Linked DNA regions of Homo sapiens: region 2 is linked to region 1. Evidence: chromatin contacts called from ENCODE Hi-C or POLR2A ChIA-PET data. All regions are on one chromosome and are shown on one strand. The core of a region is the stretch at or near the end of the contact, and the rest is flanking DNA. Distances in the headings are between cores, read along the strand shown.

The links. A loop is a pair of places that touch in the nucleus more often than their neighbours do. ChIA-PET counts read pairs that join two places held with the same protein, here RNA polymerase II (POLR2A). Pooled maps may share reads with other maps.
Region 2: a loop to region 1 is called in a pooled map, with 16 times the contacts of the local background. The contact joins the promoter of SFR1 here to the promoter of KAZALD1 in region 1. A Hi-C loop is called at or near these places in 6 of 50 pooled maps. POLR2A ChIA-PET finds 5 or more read pairs at or near these places in 2 of 52 experiments (GM12878 and Panc1).

The regions. Positions count from the first base shown.
Region 1 is chr10:101,058,222-101,064,152 of GRCh38, reverse strand. It overlaps KAZALD1 (Kazal type serine peptidase inhibitor domain 1), which reads right to left and starts at 2,164. Exons shown (of 5, transcript NM_030929.5): 1 at 2,038-2,164; 2 at 1,050-1,611. The coding sequence starts at 1,560. It overlaps LOC107984262 (a long non-coding RNA gene), which reads left to right and starts at 3,402. Exons shown (of 2, transcript XR_001747569.3): 1 at 3,402-4,043; 2 at 4,497-5,558. RefSeq lists silencers at 1,450-1,499, 2,680-3,099 and enhancers at 1,412-2,300, 3,227-3,521.
Region 2 is chr10:104,120,024-104,126,742 of GRCh38, reverse strand. SFR1 (SWI5 dependent homologous recombination repair protein 1) reads right to left here and starts at 4,572. Exons shown (of 4, transcript NM_001002759.2): 1 at 4,547-4,572; 2 at 3,657-3,778; 3 at 2,619-3,029; 4 at 360-1,230. The coding sequence starts at 4,559. The coding sequence ends at 1,039. RefSeq lists a silencer at 4,577-4,806 and enhancers at 5,047-5,096, 4,491-5,154, 5,727-5,826, 5,310-6,509.

The sequences.
Region 1 (5,931 bases), core at 915-3,414:
ATATATGCTGAGGTAAATACACATCCATAAACACACCGTGACACACACAGGTACACACAGATATGGATGCTGGTACACACAAGGGTACCACGCAGACGTGGAGATAGGTATACATGCACATGTGCACATAGAACCTCATGCAGACCCAATGCACAAACAAGCACACACATCTACATTGTAGCTTGGCAGCCACTCTGTCCCTAACTGCTCCCCTGTCCTCATTTCACCCTCCCCAGCCTTTCCTGCGTGCCTGTAATCAAAACCTTCCAGATCCCCCTTCCCCTTTTCTAAACAGGCCCAGTTCCCAAAGGAGGAAAAGCAGCCGTTCCCTCCTCAGTACCCCCTGGGGGAGTCCTGCGGCAAGGCAGAGAACCTGAAGCTGGACTTGTGCGACAGGCAGGAAGCCTGCAGGAGTGGAGGAAATTGCTGGGACCCCCACGGGGTGTTTGTTTTCTGGCTGCCCCAGCCGAGCCAGACGCAGAGCCCGGGCTCAGGAAGTGAAAGTTACTAAAGCTACCAAGGAAAGCTAGAGGCCTGAATGGACCCCAGTCCCCAGGGATAGAGAAAGAACTTCCCGCTCCCCTTCACTAATCCCTAAAAGCAGGAGAAAGCAGAGAGGTGGGGAGACTGGGTGAACAAACTGCTCTAAGAATGAAACGTGATTGCATCTCACAGGAACCCGTCTTGCTGCCTGGACTCCACTGGTCTGGGAAAAGTCGGGGGGGTCTCTGAGCAAACCATAGGTTATGTGCCTGCGCCCTCAGAGGACCTGTCTCTCCCTGCCAGCCAGCTCTGGAGCTTTCACGTGGTTCAGCGAATGCAGCTTGCTGACGAAGCCCGGGACTCCCACTCCACTCCACCCCCCACCCCCACCTTAAGGTGGCAGCTTTTATGAACCAGTAGCGAGAGCAGGGTTTTATACTGGACTCGAGGCCTCTATAGCCTTATCTTTTTTGCTCTGCTGGCCAGAGACCAATGCTGTCAGGGGTCGGGGAGCAGTGCCTCTAGGAAACCTAAGTGCTGGGGTGGGGGCCCCGGGCCATGCGTACCCGATTCGCAGGGCCCCGGGTGTGCCACAGTGAGGTTGGCATCGGGCCGAGCGCGGGCCGCCTCCTGCAGGCGGCAGATCTGGGAGTAGGTGTGACCGTCGGACCCGCAGAGCGGACTCTGCGAACGACAGGCACACAGAGGTTCCGGCACCTCTCCGCGGCTCAGGTCGCCGCCTGTGTCCAGCCGGCACTCAAGCTGCTCGCCGCAGTGCCCGTAGAAGTGAGCACTGGGGTCCAGGTCGCAGAGCTGGCCCTCGAGGTTGGCGCATTCCCAGCAGCAGCCGCACGCGTCGCGCACCCTGCCCGCCAGGCAGCCCCGCGGCGCGGCGCACTCTTCTGGCCGGCAGGGAGCGCAGCCCTCGCCCTCCGCTAGCAGCCGCATCCAGCCGCGCCGCAGGTAATCTGGGCCTGGGGATGGCCTTGCGCCGGTCGGGGGCGGCGTCAGCACCACCAGCAGTAGCAGGAGCACAGGCAGCGCCAAGGCAGCTGCGGGCCGCGGCGGCGGCAGCATGGTTAGCGGGAAGCCCTGCGAGCACTCGGGGCATCAGCGCGTTCGGGCACCCTGCCAGGAAGGGAAGCCAGGTCAGGAGGTCAGAAACAGGGCCTGTGCCGAAAGACCAACCTCACTGCTTCTTGTACCAAAGCATGACACTAGCATCGCCCCCTCCCCTGCTACCAAGTAGCCTCCCCCAACACACAGGCCTAGTGACCCTCTAGGGATTATCCAGTTATGGCAGTTAGCAATCAGTTGGGCTGTTCTTGGGAGGGCTGGGAGTGAAGAGAGGTGAGGAAAGGGTGATAAGGCTCAGGCGCACGCACACCCACCACCAGCACCACTTCCGTGCACCACCCGACTCCGATCCCTGGCCCCTGAGCATCCTTGCCCAAAGAGAATGGGTGGCTCCAGAAGTAAGAAGCTGCTAATGGGGGGTGAGAACTGGGGGGGCTGATGCCGCCTCGCTTATGGCCTGGGGCACAGAGTGCTCACCTAGTGTCCGGAACTAGACCCTTCGCAGCAGCCGTGATTCGAGTCCGAAAGAAAAGGTTATGGAAAGAAAGCAGAGGCGCAGTCAGCCGGGCCCGCCGGCCACCTCTGCTCCGTCCTGAGGACTTCTGAGAGAGCCCACGAACTTGGATTCAGAAAGCAGCTCCTCCGGCCCCCTCTCTCCGCCCCTCGACTTCGCGCACCCGCCTTCCCACTAGTTCTAAGGCTGCCAATTTTATGTAGCCGCATGGGACCCTCCCGGGTCATTTCCCCCAGCCTGGCCCAAAGTCACAATGCGAGCAGAGGAGCCGTAACCAGACACCGAGGCTGGGAGAGAGGAAGGGGGTGAGGACCGGAGGCGGGGAGTGGGGGTAGGAGTTTGGCTGGGAAGCTCAAAGTGTTGGCTGAACGGCTAGGCCCTGTCCCATCTGATTTTACAGTCCCTGGCGTCGGCGAGGGCAGCTGCATAAGGGGGAGGCGGCAGGAGCTCTGGTGCCAAGTCATTTTACGTCGATGTCGGGGCGCTCCTGGAGGGCAGGACCAACCACCTTCGTCTCCCCGCAGCCCAGGGCTGGTTCCCGGGAGCGACCGCAGGCTTGCCCACCCAGCTGCCCCACCAAGGCGCGGACAGACTGGGCGCCTACATCCGCCTTCCCTCATCTGGCCTCCTTCTTCCTCCCCACATCCGGCAGGTGCTGCGACCCGCGGGTGAGCCGGGTGATTCGAGGTCGGAGCCGACCAGCGGCCGCAGGGAGAGGCGGGCTGGCGCCTCCCCGGCGGGCGTCCCTCGGGTCGGGATTACAGGTTACGGTTGCGAGGCTGGCAGGGCCGGAGACACTCGGCCTCGCGGCCGCCACCACCGCCACCGTGGCACTTTGGGCCGGGGGCGGGGAGGAGAGCATTCCTAGGGGCCCGCCAGCCAAACCCGGGTCGGGCAGGCCCCGCCCCGGCCGGCCCCAAGCGGCTCACAGAAGCCTTGGCGCAGTCCAGCTCGCGGGGGGATGGGCGAGGGTGGGGGGCAGAAATAGCAATCTGCAGCCGGCAAGGGGGCGGCACTTAGTCAGGCTCCGCCCACAAGACCCGGCTGCCGTCCCCGCCCGCCTGCGCGGGATCGACTCCGCATGCGCACTGGAGCCTCGGAATACAGCCAGGACTCTCCCGTCGGAATGCGCCCCTAAGTTGGGCCAAGCCCATTCATTCAGGGGCTCCCGAGCCACGTAGGCGCCATCCCTGGCCAGAGGGGTTCTGAGGAGGTGGGCAAGGGCAGACACTCTCTCCCGGTCTCAAATTCGAAATAGGGACTAGAAGGGAACTTCACGCGAGGCCTCGCAACTGTCGCGAGAATCAGAACAGGAAATCTAGGAACCGAGAACACTAAGAGCCCGCGGATTTTAAACAGGAAAAAGAAAGGGCGGAGCAAACTCTGGCGGATAGTTGTGAGTAATCCCTGGTCCTTGGAATAAGTGTCGACCTGAGACAGAAGGGGAACTGTCAGAGAGCTGCCGGAGACCCTGAAAAAGGCCAGAGACGGGGACTTGTGGGGCTGACGAATGGAATCACCCAAGGAGAGGTCTCTGACTCTAACAAAACACCTTGGGGACGGAGCTCCTTGGCTGGGATACAGAGCAGACAAGTCCGGGATCTTTTAGTGAATTGCTGCCGGCTTCTAAGGCCTGGAGCAGATATTCAACAACAAACTCCACGGACCTAGAAACTCTCCACTTATCCTACTATTGTAGACGGTGGCTTACTTTTAGTCTTCCCTATGCTCTAAGCTTCTGGTAGTAGGAATCGTGCCTAACTCACTACTGTATCTTGTGAACCTAGCCCCGCGCCTGGTGGCACGTCAAATTCTCGGTAAATATTTGTGGATTAAATGTGAAAGACTGCCTGAGTGTTTAACCTGGATTTTCTGAGTCGCTGATGGAGAACAGTAGGTAGACGGGGAACCAGCGCCCTCTGGTGGGCTTGTGGTTCGTGACGAGAACATGCTGGAACCGTGCATCCAGGTAGGCACAAAGATAATAAAAGGGGATCCGCTGTTATTAAGTAGAGATTTTGTTACATTAAAACCCTACATACCGTAAAAATGCTTTTAGAAGGGAGTTTTTTGAATAGGACACAACTTGAAAGTTTAGATACATTCCCCGATCCTCAACATCCCATACTTTATCCATCAAGGCTCCAAAATATTCAGTAACACCTATGCGCATCATACATAGTAAAGAGATAGCAAATGATTTTGCGTATATATACTTTGAAAATGTTTACTCGGTTTTGTGCAAAACAGGCCAAAGGGAAGGGATTTTCTAGCCTAGATGATGTGAATACTGCTAGGGAGAGGAGCCAGGTGGCAGCATCCTTTGCATTTAATGAGGGAGACTAGATCCAGATGGGCAGGGTGAAGTTGAAATTTGTTGAATAATAGATGGTCCCGCCTCTTTTTTCCCCTTTTCCTGCAGATGCTTGTATTGAAGAAGGAATGAGGTATAGAATGTAGTTTTCTTTCCACTGTGAAGCCCTGTGTTCACAAGATTATCATACGTTCACTTTCAGTCACTGACACATGAAATAACTGAAGTATAATGACAGAATGATGAGCTGGAGTGTGGTGGTGCACGCCTGTAGCACCAGCTACTTGGGAGACTGAGGCAGTAGGATCCCTTGAGCTCAAGGGTTCGAGAGACCATGTCTCTTTAAAAATAGAAGTTTAGGGCCAGGCGTGGTGGCTCATACCTCTTAATCCCAGCACTTTGGGAGGCGGAGGCGGGTGGATCACCTGAGGTCAGGAGCTTGAGACCAGCCTGGTCAATATGGTGAAACCCTGTCTCTACTAAAAATACAAAAATTAGCCCAGCGTGGTGGTGCACGCCTGTAATCCCAGCTACTCAGGAGGCTGAGGCAGGAGAATCGCTTGAATCTGGGAGGCAGAGGTTGCAGTGAGCCCAGATCACGCCACTGCACTCCAGCCTGGGTGACAGAGCAAGACCCCCTCTCAAAAAATAAAAATAAAAAATAGAATTTTAAAAATAAAAGAGTGAAAAGAGCCCTATACAGATGAACAACAAAAGATGAAACAAGGCATACAGTCATTGTTTAATTTGGTAAAGAAAAGAAATTACTTCAAATGATCCACATATTTCAACCTGTCACTTCACAAACCCTGTTTTGACACAGCTGGTGAAAATAGTAGAGTTGCAACTTTGAGGAAGAAGCAGGAATGAAACAAATGGTCCATACTGACCTATTAAAGACGGATATGGAGAAATTGTGCTTCCTGTGAATATTAGAATTGGTTGATTAAAAAAAAAACCTCAACATAGATAATTAAAATGGAATACTTTGTAGCTACCAACTATGACAAATAGGTAAACTCAAAATAATGTATGTAGGAAACAAAGTGAAAAGTATGTATGGAAAAATAAGGTTAAGAGAAAAGAAGAAGTATATGGATACTGATCACAACTGTATGTGTATTTATCATCTATATCATCAATAAACATCCTAAGAGAATTTGGAATGAGGCTAATGGTTGAGTGTAATACTCACTACTGCTTTATAAGTTATTTTTCCTTTTTTTTTTTTTTTTTTTTGAGACAGAGTCTAGCTTTATCGCCCAGGCTGGAGTACAGTGGCGCAATCTCAGCTCACTGCAACCTCGGCCTCCCGGGTTCAAGCGATCCTCCTACCTCAGCCTCCTGAGTAGCCACCTGGCTAATTTTTTTTTTTTTTTTTTTTTTTTTTTAAGTAGAGACAGGGTTTTGTCATGTTGGCCAGGCTGGTCTTGAACTCCTGACCTCAAGTGATCTGCTCACCTTGGCTTCCTAGTAGAGGCTATTTTTATAGGTAAATTAGAATGTCAAGATAAATGTAGCAAAGCTGGGGTGGCCAGGTAAA
Region 2 (6,719 bases), core at 3,323-5,822, 3.1 Mb before region 1:
GGTGTGGTGGCTCATGCCTGTAATCCCAGCACTTTGGGAGGCTGAGGCGGGCAGATCACCTGAAGTCAGGAGTTCAAGACCAGCCTAACCAACATGGAGAAACCCCGTCTCTACTAAAAATACAAAATTAGCCAGGGTGGTGGCTCATGCCTGTAATCCCAGCTACTCGGGAGGCTGAGGCAGTAGAATCACTTAAACCTCAGAGGCGGAAGTTGCGGTGAGCCAAGATCGTGCCATTGCACTCCAGCCTGGGCAACAAGAGCAAAACTCTGTCTCAAAAAAAAAAAGAAGAAGAAATAGATGGTTGTTTCACTAAATGATGAATATGCAAAACACATTTGAAGAGACAGGGAAGAATATGGTTTTGGACATATAAGTTTAATTACCTGCTAGACTATCAGATGGAAATATGTGGTAAATGGATGGAAACAAGGTACATAAACTTAGGAGGCAGAAATTTTTAAACTTTAGGGTTAGACATTCACCAGATTGGACAATTTTTAACATTTAAAATAAAACTTTTTGTCATAAAAAACAAATGTATTAAAACTAGTTTCCAGAACTGCCCAAATGACTTTTTAAACATGACTTAAATGTCGTTTTGACAAATCTATCCAAAATACTAATTTTCCTTTTAGAACTTAGTTTATAATTTATATATTAAAGTGCCCTTAATTGATATTCATTGGGATACCTTCCTCTGAGCCCTAATGGTTTTGGGAGGCCTAGGCGGTGGATCACCTGAGGTCAGGAGTTCGAGACCAGCCTGGCCAACGTGGTGAAACCCAGTCTCTACTAAAAATGCAAAAATTAGCCGGGCATGGTGGCGGGCGCCTGTAATCTCAGCTACTCGGGAGGCTGAGGCAGGAGAATTGCTGGAACCCGAGAGGCAGAGGTTGCAGTGAGTCAAGATCGCACCATCACACTCCAGCCAGGATGACAAGAGCGAAACTCAGTCTCAAAAAAAAAAAAAAAGTGCCTAAGTATCTTTTAATTAAGTTGTCATTCTCAAAGATATTCTGGAGCAAAAATCAGGAATTAAACATCTATAAATTCTTCTTCACTTCTGTTATAGTGTAGTAATTTATCATCTAACCCATAGTGGTCTATCAATTGAGTAAGGCTTAGTTTCTTGTTCTCTTCAGACACAGCTGACTGCAACTCATAAAGCAAGAGCTGGCTACAGCTTCTCCACTTCTTTATTAACAACTGTAACTGAGACAGATCATTCTGAAACAGAAAAAAAAACATGTATGTCAATAACTAGTCATGCTAGTTCAACTTAATTAAAGTTGTTAAATTAGTGGATGTGCAGGTTTAAAGGCTAACATACACAGGGATGAATGGGACTTCTATCTAGGAAAAAGTAGGATGGTCATATGTAGAATGGTTACAATGTCACTCAACTTGAGTTCTATGGCTATTTTGTTGGCTTAAGCTCTGGGCCATCTTTATGATAAGGGAAAAATCAAATCATTAAATAGGGCCAAAACTATGTCAAGAAGCAATAATACAGGGAAAAATCTACTGTATTACAACTGTACTTTTTAAAAAATGACACTATGCTTTCCACTAAATGTTGCTATGAACCTAAAACTGCTCTTTAAAATTACAATATTCAAGTTAAAAATATTTTTTTAGGCTGGGGATGGTGGCTCACACCTGGGATCCCAGCACCTTAGGAGGCCAAGGTGGGAGGACTGCTTGAGCCCAGGAGTTCAAGACTACACTGTGCAAAATAGCAAGACTCTATGTCTACAAAAAAATAATTTTAAAAAATTAGCCAGGTGTGATGGCACATGTCTGTAGTCCCAGCTACTAGGGAGGCTGAGTTGGGAGGATCACTTGAGCCCAGGAGTTCAAGGCTGCAATAAGCTATGACTGCACCACTGCCCTCCAGGCTGGGCAACAGAGACCATGTCTCTAAAAAAAGAATGAATAAATAAATAAAATATATTTTTTCAACATTCAATACTCCTAAATTTTATTTTTTAAAAACTCCAGAATTTCAAGAGAACAAATGAGATACACTATCCCATCACTTATTCCACGTAATTCAGGGAAAATGAGCTATTGCATATATATGAATTTTCCAGGTAATAAAGATTATTCTCCTTCCAAGTACCCAAGTTCTATTTAATTCAACCTATATGGGTTGAAATCTAAAATATAATATATATATATATATATTTTCTCAAATAAAATGGCTGAATCACATTAATTATTTGGGGGAGACACAAGATCATTACTAAAAATACCTTTTATTGTACTCTACAGCCCATTTTTAGTTTTACTAATTCACTGTCAGCTTTCACTTCTGTTCCCATTGTACTTGCATCTAACATTTAATACTTCTAATATTGCTGTGGGCTAGAAACTAGAGAGAAAAGTTTAACTGCATATTAAATCAGAGCTGAGATTCTTAAAAAGTTTTACCTGGTGTTTAAGGGCCTTTTCTACTCTAAATCTGGAGTTGAATTAAAGCTGTTGGAAGCCAGGTTTCTGAATATTTGGCTTATTGCTTATTATGGTAAAAAAAAAAATTCTATTTTTGAAATTACTTTCCTGTAATTTATGTAAAAATAAAAATTATGCAATGGTCCTGAAATTCTTCTCACCTTTGATCTATACATTTTGACTAGTTTTAGCCTCCGAAGAAGGTCTTCTTTCTCCTGAACCTGCTTCACCAATTTGGCTTTTTCAGCGTTTAATCTTTGTTTAGGAAGCTTCTCACTCACAAACTCATTTTGGAGAGCACTGCATGATCCAGAATCAAGTGACTGAGATTCACAGACATTGAGATTCTTCAAAGTATTTTTCAAATTTGTATTTTCTTCAAATTCACTGTCTATATGTTTAAAACTTTCTTGAAATTCCAAACAGTTTTCCTCTGTGGAAGATGCTGGTTTCTCTGAAAAGGTCTGATCATTTTCTTCACTCTCTACTTTAAGACGTTTCACCACATTGTAAGAGGAATTAAATGAAAATCTTGTTTTCCTTAATCTTTCTCTAAGTGTTGCACTCATAGGCTATAAAGAGCACAAAACATTAAAAATGTGAATCAAGAAAAACATTCTTAATGTCAATAAATCACCAGAAATAAAGTCCTTCCATTTCTATGCTAGACACCACTAGATGGCTTTCTGTCTCCACATCTAAAGAAGGCATCACAAAATGACTTTAATTTCTGGAAGCTCCATTTGTTTTATTTCCTTTTTACTTCAGCAAGATCAACACCTTTCCAAAAGTGTTGAGAAGTTTATCCCAGTAATCAAGGAACATTTGTTCAGTAACAAGCACATGCCTGATAGTACTCCAGGTGCTTCAGAATTACAGAGTAAGGAAAAGACCTAGACTCTGCCACTAAAGACCTTCATAATAATATTGCACAGATGCAAACTTTCTCCATCTGGAGTATTGTAATAACCTAATCTGAAACTAACTGAAATGAATTCATTCAAGAGGAAAATATGGAAGGGGGCTGGTGGGTGTCATATATGTCACCTTAGAAGAAAAACAAAATTATTTAATAAAATGTCTACTTATTTATGCTACACATTATGTTAATTAACAACCTTCCGTAGAATTTAAACCACCACTGCCACAATACTTAGAAACACATAATGGATCCACTGGAAGAACAAAGATTTTCATACTTGTTTTCGGGAACTATTTGTATAGGGAGATGATGGATTCGCAGAGGCCTGAGGAGTGCTAGGTAAAACCACAGCTGAGTCTGACGGACTTTCCATCTTGAAAGTGAAATCTTGGTTTTTCTCTAAAAAAGAAAAATTATAAAATAATCGAATTAACCACACCTCTCTATAGTCGACTTTTATCAAATAATATATTGTATTGGTGTACAAAGCATCCACAAGTAAGCCAGATATTTCTTCTAATTTCACTTTGTAATTCATTCTTGCTCTTTTTGCAGTTTTCCATTTACCTTCCCACATAGGGACCACTAAGTTTTTCATGATACATCAACCAGCTAGTATCTCATAGTCACAAGACTCTCCTTGTTTTCGTTTCATCCACCAAAATATATTCAAATTCTGCCTTGGAAGTAGGGAAGAATAACAGCTTTAGATAATCAGGAATTCTTTATTATGACAGCTTCATAATTCAAGAAGCTATAGCCGAAACCTTGACTCAAAAACAATAGGACCTGAATGTCACCCATCCTGAACTCTACAAGCTGTGACTAGAACCCGTTACCCTGCCGGCCCGAGGCATAAGAAACACAGCGGAGACGCATTTAAGCCCGTCTGTAGCCTTTTAGTTTAAGCGGCCAACAGGGACTGAAAAGGAGAGTGGACTGAAATTGCTTCCTCCGACAAAGGCATTAACTTTTGAGGGGTAAACTAGGGGCGGGAGTCGTCCCCTCCTTCCCCCCGTTGCAGAAAGCCCACTAGTTCCCCGGAGACCCCAGGCATAAGGTGAGGTTGAGTTCCCCAGACCCGGAAAGGGAGCTCAACTCGACTCCACAGCCGACTCCCGGGGAAGCCCAGGTGTCAGGGATCCCCCCTTCCCCTCAGCAGGGTACCTCCCTCCGCCATTCCCAGCGAGAGCAAAAAAGCGCGCGCACCTGCGGCCGTAAATCGATCCTGTGGCAGGGGCGGGGCCGTGCGGTAGGCGGAAAAGATGCGCAATTGGCCAGATTGCCTGACGCGCGAGGCGCCGCTTCACTCAGCGACTCAGAGCGGTGGGACTGCGCGCGCGCCTCCGCCAGCGGGTGGTTGGGGCGGGGCTTGGCCCACACGATGGGAGGCCCAGACGCATGATTGGCAGAATTAACCGGTGCGCGCGGCTCTCCCCGCCCAGCGCCCGAGAGCAGCGTGAGTGCGCGCGCGCGCGGCCGCGATCCGCAGCAGGTCTTCGGGGCGGGCGAGGCTGAGCTTCGGAATGTTAAACCAATCCTGAGGGGGGCGCGCTTCCGTTCGCGGCTTCTGTTGCCTTATTTTCAACCGCCTTCCCTTCAGGCTTCCTTGTTTTTGTGCGTCTGTGAAGTGCGCCTGAAAGTGCCTCTCCCCACCCCCGCCAGCCCGCCGCCTCCATTCTCTGGCTCCAGTCAGTCTCCTCTCCCTGCTAGTCACAGTGAAGGCTTTACTCAGACGTGGGGCGGCCAGAAGCCGCACGGCTGGCTGCATGTTAGATTTACAGCTTGTGGACTCCCCAGAGGCAGAGACCACAAAAGAACAGCGTTGGTTGGGTTCCAGCCTATTCCAGCGTGGTGGTTCCAGAGACCACAAAAGAACAGCGTTGGGTTCCAGCGTTGGGGTCCACATTTCAAACATGTTAGAAATCTATCCGAGAGTCCCGGCACTTTAGCTGAGCTCATCGCTAGCTTTTTTGGCTGCCGCAAACTCGGCGGTCCCGTCGCGAGGTTTTTTGTTGTTGTTGTAAACAAAAAACCGTTTCTGTACCTCAGTATGCAGGCTCCTTAGCGTGACCTCAAATCTTTTACTCAAATCTGAGGGAAAATGTAGCCCAAGGAAATTTGTTGTGGCGCAACACAGGAAGCAGAACAATCACTACATGAGATTGTGTCGGTCCAAAATTCACGTTTGAGACCGACAGGGCCCTTGCTGGCTACCGGGCAGCAGCATCCTCAGTCGAGAAAATCCCCCCCCCGCGCCCCGCTTCCAGTATGGCGAGGTTCTGTTGCTACGCGACGACAAAGTTAGCTACATTGGGTGGAGCACTGGGTTTAGTGAAAGAGTTGAGTAACTTCTGAGTCACGTGGAAGTTGGGAATTTCCAGGGGCCAGTGTTTTCAGTCCTCTTATTGAATGGCCATTTTAAACATTGATATCGTCTCTTTACTATTAATAACATCTGACAGTAGTGGCTTAGAAGTGGCCAAAAGGGAGTTACCTGAGTCTTAAGCAGTCAGGTATAATAATTACAGAACCTGAGGACTACCTAAGGGAATGATTAGGGGCGTACACGTTACAGTCAAATTGTCTAGGTTCAAATCCTGGCACCATACTTTATGTGCTTCTTAATGAGGTGATTCTGTGCCTCAGTTTCTTCACCTCTTAATATGGGATTGGAGAATTAAATGAGAACTGGTGAGAGGCAGCTGGAACAGAGCTAGGTATCTAGGAAGCACTCAGTAGTTATTTTATATATGCAAGTGTATTCACCATTCCCTAATGGATTTAAGGGAATGTATCACCTTCAGTTTCACCCCTTGATTTATCTCCCACCCCCCAAAAAAGCACATATATTTTAAAAAGATGCTGTGATCTGTAAGATCCCACACAATATAAACCATAAATAGCAGAAAATGTAGAGCCTCACATATGATTAATAATACATATTTCACTCCTAAAATTTTTTAAAATTACATAAGTTAACCCCAAGGAATTTACAAAGGGGAAGAGAGAACTCATGATTTTGTGATAAAGGTGTTACTCACCTCACCAAGCTGCAGGTCTCAGTCTGTACATTTATTTCTCCCTTTACTCATCCATTGGCATCAGTTAATCTCAAAGAAAAAGCAGAATGATTTGTCCTGACACTAGAAGCACAGTGCAGACTCTGCATATTCTTTATACCTCCCGGCATAAGGGCGAGTTGTTTTTATGAGTCTCTAAAATCAGCAGCTCCCAAATCCTTTTACCGTTACAACCTAAGCTTAGAGCTGTGTTTTTCCTGGCTGCAGAAAGGAAAACAACATTTTGCCTTGCAAATGTTCTGACTTGCTTATTATGT